Linked DNA regions of Mus musculus: region 1 is linked to region 2. The links are chromatin loops, found by intact Hi-C in ENCODE. Cell type or tissue: left cerebral cortex. All regions are shown on one strand. Region 1 has its middle 19 kb from the start of Gm25578. Region 2 holds the start of Dpp10 (dipeptidylpeptidase 10).

The links. A loop is a pair of places that touch in the nucleus more often than their neighbours do. Peaks named below come from ENCODE experiments on the same cell type or tissue, not always from the same donor. Only the 100,000 strongest peaks of a DNase experiment are listed, where the experiment ranks them.
Region 1: a loop joins it to region 2, with 4 times the contacts of the local background. A loop is called at or near these places in 4 of 42 quality-filtered maps.

What each region holds. Positions count from the first base shown.
Region 1 is chr1:124,506,227-124,514,226 of GRCm38, forward strand. It overlaps a transcript of Dpp10 not described here. Among named protein-coding and RNA genes, the nearest start is that of Gm25578, 19 kb to the left of the region's middle. In left cerebral cortex, no CTCF peak of the experiment used is centred here; a DNase peak (open chromatin) is centred at 4,450.
Region 2 is chr1:124,041,530-124,049,529 of GRCm38, forward strand. It overlaps Dpp10 (dipeptidylpeptidase 10), which reads right to left and starts at 4,030. Exons shown (of 26, transcript NM_199021.3): 1 at 3,843-4,030. The coding sequence starts at 3,914. In left cerebral cortex, CTCF peaks have their summits at 245 (motif pointing left), 2,108 and 4,655; DNase peaks (open chromatin) are centred at 244, 2,102, 2,895, 3,587 and 3 more places; H3K4me3 peaks cover 3,380 bases; H3K27ac peaks cover 3,180 bases.

The sequences.
Region 1 (8,000 bases), 460 kb after region 2:
TGCCTGCACAAAATAAAGCCAATAACATTTCAACTCAGATGTGCAGGCACCTCTGATGCAGCACTCCTATAGAGAGAGGTGCTAAGGAAGGAAACGTCACTCTCCTTTGTCTGTTAGTAGGTTTCCCATGCACCAGTGCTTGGCCACACAGCTGCATGTATATGTGCAGCACTCATTGACCTCAGGAGTATTAATGCCAAAAATAAACAAATAAAAGGACATGAAGCTCGAAGGTGGATGAATAGGACTACTTGAGTGGTTTGATAGGAAGCTTGGGGTGGATCGATATGTTTAATGTGCATTTTATAAATGTCTGGGACTTTTAGAGTATAAAACATACCAGTTTGTTTAAGAACATAAAATAGGTACATAAAATATTCTCATAAGTTTTATGTATTTCCACAAACTCCAGAACTTTGAGACACCACTCTTCTGGGTGTTGACCCTTTTAAAGGCTTTGACAGGTGTATCTCTGTCAACACAGCTGGACTGAGGTGAGAGAAGGGAGATCTATATTGGAGGTGACTTTGCCATATTCATGTTAGAAAGTACAGTCTTTTTCTGTCCAAAATCTCTTCAGCGGCCCTTAAAAAAAGAAAGAAAAAAAAAAAGACTTTCATACTTATCGCATTTACAGAGGGTAAAAGACTGATAAAAAAATGAAAACAGAATGAAGTCTTATTCTTACTGGTGAAGGACACAATTTGTTATTCTTAAGGGAAAGTTGTCAGGTGGCTGGCACCCTAAAGGACTAATGCTGTGTGATTAACATCTAACTGCCAAAAAGCAGGGGTGGGAAAGGGAAATTCTCCCACCAGCACCATTTCTCACCTACTTATCCATAGTCCCTTAATGAAAGTAGGAGAGACTACTCTGTCACTCCTTCCCTTAACCTTTATGAAGGAAAAGCAGGCCACTCAGGACTGATTAAATGACAAAGTTCGTTCTCACCAAAATAGATGCACAACCGAGTGTGTACCAAGGAAACTCACAGTGCAGCCTCAATCTCACTGCAAGTTTTGGTTCTTAACATTTTTAAAACATTTATTTTAATTCTGTGTGTGCATATTTGTATGGATTTGTGTGTGTGTGTGTGCCTGGTTGCACTCATGCATGCTCATTTCTATGAAGACCAGAAGAGTGCATCAAATGACCTGCCCATCTTCCATCTTTCTGTGACTCCATAGTCACAGAACCATACTCGGGTCTTTTCAAATGAAACCTTTTCTTCTTCTTCTTCTTCTTCTTCTTCTTCTTCTTCTTCTTCTTCTTCTTCTTCTTCTTCTCCTCCTCCTCCTCCTCCTCCTCCTCCTCCTCCTCCTCCTCCTTCTCCTTCTTCTTCTCCTTCTTCTTCTTCTTCTTCCTCCTCCTTCTTCTCCTTCGTCTCCTTTTCCTTCTCCTTCTCTTTCTTCTTCTTTTAAATTATTCACTTTATATCCTGCTCACTGCCCTCTTCCCATTCACTCACTGCTACAATACTTCCCTTATCTTTATCCCCTTCTTCTCTGAGCATTGGGATACCCCTGAGTATCGTCCCACTCTGGGACATCAGATGTCCTTTTCCACACAGACCAAACAATTCAGCCCAGCTAGAATAACATATCCCACAGATAGGCAATAGCTTTTGAGATAGTCTCCCCCGCCCCAGTTGCTCAGGACCCACATAAAGACCAAGCTGCATATCTATTACATATATGCAGGGAGGCCTAGGTCCAGCCTGTGTATGCCATTTGTTTGGTGTTTCAGACTCTGAGAGTCCCAGTGGTCTTGTGTATGCCCTTTGGCTGATGTTTCAGTCTCTGAGAATCCCAATGGTCCAGGTTAGTCTCAATGTTGATCTTCCTGTGGAGTTCCTATCCACTTTAAGGCCTACAATCCTTCCTCCTATTCTTCCACAAGAGTTTCCAACCTCCTCTCACTGTTTGATTGTGGATGTCTGCATCTATCTGAATCAGCTGATGATGGGTGAAGTTATTCAGAAAACAACCATACTAGACTCCTATGTGCATGCATAAAAGAGTATTAATATTAGTGTCAGGGATTGGTACTTGCCCATAGAATAGGGCTCAAGTTGGATCTAAGATTGCTTGGCCATTTTCTAAGTCTCTGTTCCATCCCATATCCCTGTATTTCTTGTAGACAGGATAAATTTGGGGGTGAAAGGTCTGTGGGTGGGTTGGTGTCTCTGTAGTTTCACTGGCATTTCTGGCTGACTAGAGGACGTAGCTTCTTCAGGTTCCATATCCTCAATGATGTGAGTCACAGCTAAGGTCACCCCCATTGATTCTTGGGCATCTCCCTTGGCCCAGGTCTCTGTATAGTCCTAGAGGTGTCTCCTACCTCCCCAGCCCTGTCAGTTGCAGATTTCCATTCATTCTCAAGACCATCTGGCCACCTCTCCTGTCCCTCCCCAGTGTACCTTCTTATCTGCTCATCCACGTCTCCAGCCCGATGCTTTGCTTTCCATGCCTAAATGAGATGGTGTGAGACTGCTATAGACACATAAAGGCCCCTTGTTTGGGGGATTGTTTGGTTCCATTTCTATTTCTGTTCATCTCTAGATGGTACCTAAAGGAGTTGGCTTCATTTCTTTAATTAGAGTTCTAAATAGTTTCTCAGTGGGTTCCTTTGGAGTTGGCTCATCAAATGCAAGGAAGGAAAATGATCCGGCGTTTTCTCTAAGATGATTCTCAGATCTATTCTCCAATGTCTTCTGGAAGTCTTTGCTCCCCTGTGGAAATCAAATGATCCAGAGACAACACTTTCCAGCCTCCCAGCATCCATTATGCCTGGAAGGATTCTGCACCCTGAGCAGATCGCATAGCCAGTAAGGAGTGTGTAGTGGTGGGGTTTTATCTGCCATTTCTCTGATGATTATTAAATCCCTTTTTCTTTTAATTGATTTGAAACAATTGATTTTTCTGCCCTGAGATCAGAGGAAGGCAAGAAAAATTAAGACTGATAATAGGGTCAGAGCAAATGAATGAGTTAATTAAATGTACTTGGCTCAGCAGAAAAGGACCTCGCTGTGGGGAGGGGGCAAAGACAGCTCTGCACTTTGAACCACTGGACATCTATCGAGCTCAGTGTCACTATTCTCATGCTTTATTGGCATTTTGTGTTTGGGAAATAGTTGGAATAAAGGGAATTAGTATGAGAGAAACAGAAAGTGGAAGGAGCTGGTGAAATGGACTGATCCACCTAAGTTTCTTTGGAAATTTTCCAGTTAGTAAGAAACAATGGGTATAAAAAAAGTGTACCTGTGTATGGTAGCATGAAATTGTATTCTCAGCTCTAGGGAGGTAGAGACATGTGGATCCCTGGGACTAGCTGGACAGCCAGCTTAGCGAAATTAGGTAAAGTAGCTTCAGGCCAGTGTGAGACCTCTTTCCAAAAACAAGGTGGATGGTGTCTTGAGGATCAGCACTTGAGCTAACGCTCTGGCCTCCACACATATGTGCACATACATTCATGTGCAACTGTCCACAGACAGGAACATTTCTACATCACTAAACAAAAGCTCTCTCAAATCATAGAAATGTCATTTTAAAGCAGGTCAGTTTCTTTAAAAGAATCAGGGAGAGGCAGGGTAGCCAGAGAAATGGCTCCTGGGTGAAGAGTGTATAATGGTCTTGCTGCCTACGAGAGCCAGTGTTTGGTCCCCAGCACCTGCAAAAGAGATTCACACCTGCCTGTACCTTAGCTCCAGATGGTCCCCTTTTCTGCCTTTGGTGGGTACTAACATTCACATGTGCACAGTACATGGGCTCACTATAGACATAAATAAAAACAATAAAATAAGCCTCTAAACATGAACAGTAAAAGTAATGAGGAAGTTGGCCCAGAGAGAAAGAAGAAATGATTGGACAAAATGATTGCCTTTGTAGAGTCAGTCATGTTCCACTCCCAGTGACCCTCCATTGCCAGGTCCAAGCATCCCACATATTCCAACTTGAACAGGTTCAGCCCCAACAGATCTTCTGATATTAAAAGAAAAATCATACCTAATTTTCATTGAAAGTATCCCAAGTGTCAATATGGACTACAGTCGTTTCATCTTTGTTCTTAACTCTAAGAAAATGTGAAAGGAGAAAGAAAAGTCAACTCTTTTCATTTAATCTCTTTCAGGCAGACTTAATTTTGCCTTATAGTGTCTTTTTGTTTATAATTCCTTGGACCTTTGTTTATGGGAAATTAAAATTTTTTGAAGATCAGATAGCCAGCTGCATATTGGTTCATGTGCCCCTTACACTCATCAGTATACACTAAAAATAGGGTTTGATTAAACAAAACAAAACAAAACAAAACAAAACAAAACAAAACTTGTGTACTTGAATAAAAAATTATGTGATGATGTATTCTCTTCACTAACCAATTCCAAATGCAGTAGAACAAAACCTCCCATCGCATGTGATTATGTAGCACGTTACCATAACAGTGTGAAGAAATGCATCCTCCAGATAGCCCATTTTAGAAGCTATCCACCTCCAACACTGCCAGCTAGAGTCTTTGAAGTTTCAGACACTGTTTTCAATTTACTTTGAAAGGAAGTAGCAAATAGGGTACAGTAGCTAATTCGATTTCTGAACCTGACTATAATTATTAGGGCATTACTACTACGACTACAACTACGACTACGACTACTACTATATATATGTGTCCTCGCATGTGTGTGTGCATGCTTAATTGTGGAGAACAAAGAATGACCTTTAGTGTAGTTCATCATGCACTACTCACCTTCTTTTTAAGTTAGGGTCTTTCACTGACTTAAAACTCACGGAGTAGTTTATTCTGACTGCACAGCAAGCCCCAGAGATACGCCTACATCTACCAGCACAGTCCTGGGATTGTGTTCACATTCTCCTGGCCAAGCATTTGGATTTTAACTTAGGTTTTAGTGATTGAATTCAGGTCTTCATTCCTCCAAGTTAAGTACTTTATTGACTGAGCTATTACCCCAGTACATAAATGTATTTTAAATTAGGAGTCAACAAGTCATCCCTGCAAATGGCCAGGTAGGTTTAAAGCACCAATGTCATGATCAATTGTCATGGGAATAGTTTTGTTCTTGCTGTATTCAAGAAACCACAAACAAATGAATCAGTGTGTCAAAAAAAAAAAATCCAAAGACAGACATTGGGCAACAAAGGGCCAGAAGATCATAGCTGTCTATCCCTCTTATTGTCACACACTATTTTCAGCCTGTATAGATGTCTAAGTTTCAAGATAGTTTTCCATTGTACACAGCTCATTTTCCTTACTCAAAATTGTCCCATACCCATCTTGATGTCTCCATGCTAGTACAAGATACTCCTACTTCTATGACTCATTATTTCTTCTAATATCAAATTCAATGACTATTCACCCCAAATTTAGACTGTTTTTAAGAAGAGAGTTTTAGAAAGCAACCGAACAATATTTTTGGCAAGAGTTCTAATTTATTTATAGAAGAACCGCTGCCACATTTCATTACTACCCCTAACATTTCACCTTCAAAAATATGCTGTCTTTCTTAATGTCTTTATTTATGCTATTTGATTTAAGAATATAAAGTGAAGTCTCACTTAGACTAAGAATTTTGCCAGAAGGGAAGAGGTTGTTTAAGGATGAGAAGAACTGCTGGATGACAGGCATTTAGGAATAAGACTTCTTTAAATACTTACGGATTGAGGACAGGTGGATTTTTAAAGCTTTGTGACAAATGGATGACCTGATACTGTTTTGTGCCATTTGGCTGAAAACAAGTATTTAAGAAGAGACGGCATGATTGAGTTAGGTTGCATGACTTCTCACCCTTTGTCTTGAAATGATAAGTCTTGAATTTGACAGTCTCAATAGGGCTAAGTTCCCTGAAAGGACAATCAAAGACTGCCACTGGCACAATACAAATGAATGGCAGGCAGGTAAAATTGACAGATGTTGACTGTGTTGTCATTGTAAGAACATATATTCTATATTAGCAATTTCCCTGGGCTTTCTGCTGTTCATACAATTAATCAAATGTACCAGATGAGTGAATTATGACCTGTCTTGTTCAGACAAGGTGGAAAAGGTGTGCTATGTGGGACCTTGAAAGGTAGCTTGGTCCCCAGTTGAGCTAAGGCTTAAAGCCCCAGAAACCCTGAAGGGAGAATAGGTGTTTTGCTTTCCCAGATATCAAACCCCTGTCACTAACTGCAGCCCCCTATAGATTTGTGGCCACTAGTCACTTAAAGACAAGGCCCCAAACTCCTCCACTTGCAGAGGACATGACCAGTGGTCACATAGGCTCCAGACAGATCTCCATTTTAATGAGGTACATAAAGGCCTGGAGGGCTTACCCAATAAGTTTTTTCTTAGCCAATAAGATATTTCTCCCTGCAAAAGGTACTTATCATCAGGCCCATCTTGAGAAATGGGATATGGTTTAACTCATCCACTTTCTACCATGACAATAAGTGCCTTAGAACCATGGACTACCTCTTTTCATTGGGATCCACCATGGGTAGCCATGGAGAAGGCCTTCACTTACAAAGCTGCCTTCTAATCTCCCATAAATGAAGTCAAGGTTCAAAATATTAACTTGTTCTGAAAATGTGCAAGACCTGTGAAATAATTGGACAGAGATTGGAGCACAGACATCTGGCCCCAGATTCTCCAGTTAGTCACTCTACTGGCCAGCTATTGTTTCCAGTTTTGACCTTTTTCCTCACTAGAGGTAGTGATCCTATAAAAAGAGTAAGAGATTTTTGTGAAGTCCCATAGGGACCAGGCAAAGCGCTCCCAGCTTCTCTGCAAGCCAAGCTTTCTCCTGAATGGATGGATGTCCAGCTCCAGCCGTCCTTTCAGTTGGAATGTGTGCTGGTGCTAGATGGTTTTCCTCTTATATATTTTCCTAAAATTCTAGAAGAAGAAACAAAAGAGGAGTAAACTAATATGCATTTTACAGCCCAGGAAACAGGCTTATGTGCATTGTTTAAAATCACCCCCAGTCCTGGAAATGACTGAGACTAGAAGCTGTGGGACATGAAATCACTGCCCTCTGAGGTTTGGTATCTGCCCATCAGCATATGATCTACTTGAATTTTAACCTTCTGAAATAACCAAATACTGACCTCGGGATGGTCCAAGACAGGAATACAGATGCCTCCTATTGATTCTATCTCTCAACTGTGTCTCCTTGAAGTCTTATAGATTCTGTCTTCCATCAAGCTTTCTGTATAAGCAGTGCTTGGGAAAGGCTGGAGGGATGTTTTGCTGTCAGGCAGATTTTTGTCTCCTAGAGAAATGTTAGCCTTTTCACAGACCACTGCCTTCTCTTCAAAATGTATAGTAAATCTGAAATTGTCTAGACAACAGCAATAAATGTATAGGTCCCTACATTCTCTGATGCATTCAAAATGCCTTCTTCAATCAGATACAAGTTCAGGCCATTGTTCCACAATTCTTTGACAGTGGAAAGGAAGATGAATCATGCTAAGGACTTTTCTAACTGGTTGATTAAATTTCACAAAGTTGATGCAGTAATGCTGGCAACAGCTAGTATTTAATATAGTTTAAGCACAAATCCTAGTTATAACTATGAAGAGATGTCAACAATGCTTTTGCTTTTATTTCTTGTTTATGACAATTCTCATATATCTTAACTATGGCTATGAGATGGCTCAGTGGGTAAAGTGCGTGCATACAATGAGGAGATGGGTTCAAATCTCTAGAACCTGCATACAAGTTAGGCAGGGTAATATGTGTTTGTAATATTATTGCTCCATAGCAAGGTGTGAAATAGAGATAGGATGGTACTCAGAAGCTTGCGAGATATCTACCCTGGCATGCATAGTCATAAACAGGAAAAGGAGACCTTGTTGCCCCAAGATGAAGGCAAGTATAGATGTCAAAATTTATCCAGCGACCATGATACCCAGATGAATGAACACACACACACACACACACACACACACACACACACACACACACACACACATGAATATACAGGTTTCATTTTCTTACTCTGCACTGCAGTT
Region 2 (8,000 bases):
ATTTTTACCATTGCTGTAAAAGTTGTTTTAAAAAGTACTATGAAGTTGTATTTCAGAACTGGAGTTTGTTCTTTTACTTTATTTGAGCTTTGTGTGTGCCCACAGTTGTTTGTTTTGTTTTGTTTTGTTTTGTTTTGTTTTATCTTGTCTTGTTTTGTTTTGTTTTTGGCTTTAAGAAGACAGCCAAGCACTCAAGAGGTAACTGTCCCAGTTGGCTCAGCAGAAGGCGCCACCTGGTGGAATAAGAACAATTTCAAAACCCTGTCTTGCTAAACTCACAAACCTTGAGAATCACCTCACTATCACAAAAGTGAGATAGAAACGTTTTCTAAAGTTCCTAATGTATTTGTGATCATCTACCTGATTTGTTTCATTGTTTCTAGATTATTTAGCAATATGCCTAGTTCATTTTTAACGTTCAAAGTGGCAGCATTTACACAGTGCCTGATGATTTAAAGAGACATATATCTATTTACCATTCAAGGTGATGTACACACATGCACAAAGCAAAGTTTGTAATCATTCTCACTACTTCTCATGAGAATATGTTGTTGTGATTGTGTAGAAGTTGGGAGGTGGGACTTCCAATTTAAATGACCCAAGTTCAGTCACATCAACAATTCTGAAGACAAATTTGATTATGAGGCTTAACTTTTTAAAAAGAGCTTTCGTACCATCATCACTGAAGTGGGAAATGGAGGCAACAAAAGTGACCTCAAAATGCTGCTTTGAGAGTCTAATATAAAACTGCATTTGATAAATGTTTCCTGCTCAACTCAAGAACATAAGAGTACACAGAACAACTGCTTCAGAGGTGATTGTTCTCGGATAACAATGAGCTATAATTGGCCACTCAAGATCTTTAGATCCGTCAATAAAAAGTGGGGAATTGATCATGGTAAGTTGGTGTGACTATATCTGCCCCTGTAAGCTTATATATTTTTTAGCCTTTTATAAATGTAGAGTATTATTAAAACAAAAGCAGCTATTGTAAATGCAATCAGTCTTTTAAAAAACTGAATCAATTGGTATTTTAAAAGGGTGATGACTAAAGTGATAAATATATTGGCAATGACTCAAAATATTTTTTAAAAATGTGCACAGCCCCTGCTGTTTTCTTAGGAGGCCTTGCCTCTAGTCAGGGTGAATGTGACAGAGGACAGCAAATGACAAGAGGAAGCAGAGAAAAGGAGCCCTTTATAGGCTACGATAGTTTCCGGATTCAATGACCCCCTAGCCACCACCATTCCCAAGAATGACTTTTCTTGCCCCGTGCTAAATGCATATATGTCAGATGCCACAGGGCAAGGCATCTATGAGGCTCATGAAAATCACTATCACAGAAAGTGAAAGACCTTCTGGACAACATTCAAAAGTCTAAATCACTCAGAATCAATACACACTGAGTGAGTAGCTGGAATACGCCTCCTGTTTAATCACCGAAAAGAACTGCATGAAGGTAAAAGTTAAGTTAAATTTATGAATTTTTATTTTGAAGTATTCTGGCAGCCAGTACAATTACTGTAACATATCTAGCATGACATGAACATTGTCTGATTATTTGAAAATTTTCAAGGCATAGTGACTGAATCTGTTCAATTCTTTGTTTCAGACCATAACTTAAGCATTCACAATGGCCATCATTTTATATATTAGTCTTTGAACAAGGAGAGTCCTAGCTACAAGGATTCCCCAGGAATTTCTGAAAGTATCCTCTGAGGCTAATGTAATAGTTATATCAGCCTAACTTTGCATTTACAAAAATCACCCTCTTCCAATACATGGACTGTATGCATATTACTCACACTTTGAAATCATGTGCAAGCACAGAATCTCTTTTAAATACCCAATTAGAATTAGACTTCTGCAGATGACCACTCTCTGAATATCTGAAATAGCCATTACCAATATTCATGCTAGGGAAATAAATGAATCCACGTTCGAACCTCTCTTACCATGTGAATTTTAAGTGTCAGGTTAATCCTGACAAAGGGATTTGCCACGCATATATATAGTGTGCCTCTGTATATCTGCCTTGCCTCTTGCAAACCTCCCCCACCCTTCCAGAAGCTGTCTGCAGCACCTCAAGTTACCAGCTGGTGTCACAGGTTAGTGAGCAAAAATTTCATGTGTAGACTCTCTCCTGGCTAATCATTCTTATCGGTTACATCCCTCCTGGAGCAGTCGAGAGTCCAAGCCTTGTGGATAAAATTTAAGGACTTCAGCCTTAAAAGGGAAGATTACATCCGTGTTCCTCTCCTGAAATATTTTTCAATAAGTCTGCCAACCAGTCTCTACATGGTGATGTGTGCTGATGGGGGAGGGGGGCAAAGAAGAGGTATAAGAAGAGGGGACATTGTGGAATAAATAATATTTTAATCTTTGCCTTCTTATCTAAGGGCGAAGAATGGGTGGTTTAAGGCTGCAGACGCTTCATAAACTGCAATTTTTACCTCACTAAACAGAGAGAGCTGTAAAGCACTGAAATTTTCCACCTGTGTGAAACACATGTGCAGGGAGATGGGATGGGATAGGAGAGGGAGGAAAGAGACCACAAGCCAGGGGAGATGACCAAGACTGGAATATTAATAACAACATTCCTGGCATCCCTTCCTCTGCTTCAGCATCGCTCTGGGCAATTTGGACAGCTCCTCCAAGGCTACAGTGTTTAGAATACCAAGAGCTGAAGAGCTGGGGTCTACTTGCCTTGTATGGTCCCCCAGCCCAGTCACTGCACTTCTAACTGTGAGCTGAGTGTCTATGCTTAAAACGCCTCTAGCAGCCTTCCACCGACAGTGCGCTCCTTGGGCAAAGAGCTTGGCGCTCCACCTCCTGCATCTCGCTGCGGGATCATCTAGCTCCATAGCATTGCGCTGACCAAGAATGGCCCTCTTAGTCCAGTTGTAATTGATGTAAATATGATCGCATCTCAGGCAGATTCTACAGCCTCCGTCCTCCTTGAGAGAGCTTCGCCTCGCTCCTGATCCCTCCAACTTTAGAAAAAGCGTGACTCAACTCTCAAATCTCCCCCAAACCAGACCCAGGAAACAGACATTTCTCCATAACATTAGGCTACAGATTGTCTAAAGACCCAAACAACACCAACCCAAAAAGGGTGGCAGGTATCAAAGGACGCAAAGGGGACAGTAATAACCAATCAGCCAATACAGGGCACCTTAGTTCTGCAGGGCACCTTAGTTCAGCAGACGCTACACATCTAGACCCAACAAACCACCAAAGCCAGACCTTCCTTGCCATTCTGAATGATAAACGCCTTTTATTCCCTCATGCTCAGTTTCACCCGGCAGACTAGAGAAGTCCTCTTTTCCCACCCTGCTTTTCCATCATGATCCTCTCAAAAGAAAACAGAAGGGAAACTCTAATAGCTTAAAGGTCGTTTGCCTACTTCAGTATCTCCAGCCAGCGCGCGTCTGAGCCAGTGAGACAAGGCTGGACCTGTTCAAGAGCCAGTCTCCAGGACAGCGCTAGATCCATTCCAAATGCGTTCAGCAGAAGTCAAGACTCCCCACGGTAGAACAGATCACCCCTCCATCCCACAGCAGCCTATCTGCCTTGGCACATCTCCAGCCTTTACCTCTCTGCCCGCTTCCCCACGGCTCTCCACCTTGAGCATTCTGACGCCAGAGCGCACTAGGCTGCTCTAAGTTCCTGCTGGGTCCATGGATGAGACAAGAGAGCCTGGGAGTCGGGCGGAGGGAAGATGAAGAGAGGCAAACGTGGGAGCGGATCCTGAGGGACTAATGTGTGTGTGTGGGGGGGGGGGGGACACTGATTGGAGCCACCCCTCCCTGGAGGGATAGTCCCTAGAGGCCAACTCTCACCTGGTCGGCTGGCTGCGACTGGGTTGCCCTGGCCCCTGGGGTGGGTTGCTGCTCCTGCTTCATGGCTGTCATCCCCTTGCCGCCCGCGTCGGAGCTCACACTTCCTCGCGGGCACTTCACACTCGGGGACCGTCACTTGGCAAGCGATCGCATGTCACAGACGCCCCGTCGCTCTCGGAATTGGCGGAAGAGAAAAGCAGCGGCGGCAGCGGTGGGGTTTGGGGGGGGGGGGGGAAGGGGAGCGCCAGGGAGGGGACGGAGAGCGGCAGCAGAAGCAAGTAGTCTCCCTCTTTTGCAGGATCCCTCTTTTCCACTACCGCAGATCCTCGGACTCCCCACTGTCCCCGCCCCCCCACCACCACCCGAAAATGCAGACACCAGATGCGACCAAGTGGCAAGTTAGTGGAGCGGCGGGCGGCTGGCTGCCAGCACCTGATCGCGCCGGAGCGGTGGCTTGCAACGCCGGAGGAGCCAGGCTTTCATTCTACCGCAGTCCGCCACCCGCGCACCCGCACCGCCGCCGGCCCTCGGGGCTCCCCGCACGGTGCTCAGCGCGCCAGGTGCAGCAGCAGCAGTAGCAGTAGTAGCAGCAGCAGCAGCAGCCAGGCTTTGCGCTCCAGCATCTCCCGAGCAACCTTAAAGCGCGCGGGAGACAGCCCCGTACGCGCTCCCCACTGGTGTAGCCCAGGCCGCCAGGCTCTACGGGCTCCCCCCAGCCCCCCGCCCACCCCCCGCGGGCTCTGGATAAAACCCGGAGAAACGGAGTGTGAGCTAGTGCAAAAACCCTTGGTGGCTCCAGAGCGGCCACTAGGCATGCTCCAGCACTTCGAGAAAGCAGGGGTAGCAGGGGAGGGGGTGCGAGGGGGATCCCCGCCTGGGGCCCCACTGGGCGTGTGCGACACCTGTCTGCACCGGAGACATTTGTCCCATACAGTGACCCAAGGGTGTGCATCATCTACTGACTTAAGGCAATAGAAAGGCTTTAACTTCCACCTTGGATTCCTGAGATGGCTGAACGCACTGGAATCCCTAAAGGTTTGTAAAAAAAAAAAAAAAAAAAAAAAAAAAATTGACATTAACCACACATGGTTCTTCTTTCCACATCCTTTTTACTGCATACATTTTTTTTTTTTAATTCTTAAGTTCTTCCTCTCCATTCAAGCCATTCCCATCCCGAGTATGTTTCCCAGAACATTTGTCCAAACAGGAGATAAGAGGAGGGGGAACAAGGGCTAGATTAAGGCTCTGATCCTCTCCATTCGCCTTCCACCTTTCCACCTGTATGCAAGAGCTTAAACTACAGCGTGGAGCCTGGGACCTGGAGCCCTGGTACAAATCAGAAAGTCAGCCTAGTTTAGAAGTGGAGCACTGTGGGCTATAATTATCAAAGGTCACTAATTTCACCGGCACGTACCTGCAGGTGGCTCTGTCCAAGTTGCGCAGAGGAATATATTTTGGTAAATGGAACACAAGCAATGTCCTAGTCTCTGATTTCTGGGTCCACAGAGGATTGCTCATCACTGAAAGGCAAGAGGGAGACAAATATCCCAGCATGGGTTTTCTCCCCGAACCGAGTTGGTCCTGGGGCTTGAACTCTGGTGCTCATGCTCCATACCCGGGAGCATCTTTACCTACAGAGCCAGCTGGTGCTTTGATAAATTCAGTAGTTGGGTAGAAGGAACAGAAACCTTGGTGTTGGGTAGCTGTGTGGGGGTATGGTTAGCTAAGTGCTGTCTCCTTTCCTGTCCCAGTTACTCTATGAAGTTGCCACTTGTCAACTGTCTACCTTTGCTAATTGCGTTACTAGAAAATTATGTTTACCCCCAACAGTCATAAAAACAAATCTGGGTGAAGGCAAACCTTTACTTTTCAAACATCTGTGATCCCTGACTTCTTGTGAATGTTCTATTTGTTCTGTTTGAGTAGAAATAACATTTTGATGGGAATAATTTTACTTGTTGTAAAAGTATAAAGCATGTATAAAAATGAAATACAAGTAAAATAGCTAGTCTATAAATCTAGCAACCCAGATTTTTCCCTTCTATGTCATTTGAGTGGCTGGGGAGACAGCATGCATTATTCAGAAAAATGCGTCCATCTTTACATTTTGCTCATCTCTTCATTATTGGAGTGTACGAATCCTCTCAAGCGATTCCATTTTGGACAATTTGCTCAACGTGAGGGAACTTACTTTATGACAGATTTCTTTCACATGGAGAAAGTATGAGGCAGGAATAGTGGCTTCCATTTGGGATAACTTATTGGATTGAATTCAGTGGCTGAACTTGCATTCACTTTTAGTATTCAGTATAAAATTTACTTTACTTTCAAATCAAGACATAAATTGTTACGTGCTTCACTAACTCTGGTGCCTGGGAGAAAATCTTACTTTCAAGAATAGGTTATTTGAGTCTTTGCCTTTTGTCATGGATACCTATAGTTTAAATTTCAGAAACTTAAATAACATGTAAATTGATTTCCCCAAATAAAATACTCTCTCTATATATAAAATACTCTCTCTCTCTCTTCTCAGAAATGTGAGTAAATGAGACATTGGAACTACAATCTTAGCTTTTCTAGTTCTAACTTGATTTCCTACTGAAGGGAAACATTTCTTTCTAAGAAATGTTTGCAGTTCTGTTTAGTATGGTCTCTGATTACAGCATCATTAAAGACAAAGGTAGAAATACTAATTCATAATCTAATATTCATATAACAATCACTGCACTGCTTGTGTGTGTAGTCCCCACCCAGGCTTAGGCAGGCTGGCAGTTGCTCCTGCTGTATCATTGTGGAGCTAAGAGCCAAGGGAAGCCAATGGCAACTCACCTCTGCATCCATATCTGGTAAAATTAAAATTTCCACACTGGATCACTACTAAGATCCCTGCTAGCTCTAAATCTGCGTAATTTTACATGTTTAGTTTCGTAAATCAGAAAAGTGTCTCCTGAGTGATAAGTTATTTACTTATGTTTACAATGTAGTAGGGGGAAATTAGATTATGAATATATACAGATTTTATATATATATATATATGAGGTAGCTCACAAAAGAGACTTACCTATACATTTTCCAGTAGTTTCTTATTACACTCACTTGCATAGTAATTATATTGCTTTATTAGTATCTTTAGGATTCATAAATGTAAAATTAACATTTAATTGACATAGTTGTGCGGAAAATAAAAAGCTTCATAATGAGGTTAGGGAAATGACTCCTTAACTAGTGTTTCCTGCACAAGCTTGGGACCTGAGATCAGATCCTAAGCCCTCACACTGAAAATCCCTGGTGGGATTCCATGCCTGTAACCCAGAACTGGGGAAATAAAAGGAGGAGGATCCCTGTGGTTTGTGCACAAGCTAGTCCTGCTGAGTCAGCAAGTTGCAAGAGAAAAATCATGTGTTAAACAGTAAGATATAGAGCATCAGAAGAAGACACCAGATATGGAGCTCTGGGCTTCTCACATATGTGCATGGATGTTCCTGGGCACCACACATACATGTACACACACATACACACACACACACACATACACACACACACACACACACACACACACACACACACACACACACACACACCACAGAGGAACCCATGGGTGCTTACAACGTAACTCGAATAAGGTATAAGGTAAAGTATAATGAGTTTTGTGAATGCCTCTGAGAAAATTTTCTTACTTTGTTTCTTGGAGGAACTAAAGCACGGGCATTGTAACACTTGTGAGTAGGTAATGAGGGTTGTTTCCTGTTCCAGTGATGGAAAATCATGCTCTTACAACTTAGAGACACCTGATAAAGCCACCCGTAAAATACTCCTCTTATAGGTTATACATGTGTTCTGATAGATAGCTGACCACTTCATTCAGAATAATTTACTAAATTTAAGTTCACTGTTGTACTGTGAAAATGGAATGGCTTCAGGTTTTCATGAAGACACAGTTTACACAGCTGCCTTCTCCATGGATTCACTGGGTTCCTAGAGACACCCCCCCCCCCCCCAACCGTTTTGCAGACATCTCCCCTGGGCATCTCTAGCTGGCTGCCAGAGTCTCAGAAGTGAGATACTCCACTGTATCACCTTTCCCCTTAGAATATGAAGTTGAGACATTCAGGACAGGTTACGAAAGTAGATAATGAGGGAATTGGCTCAAGATATTAT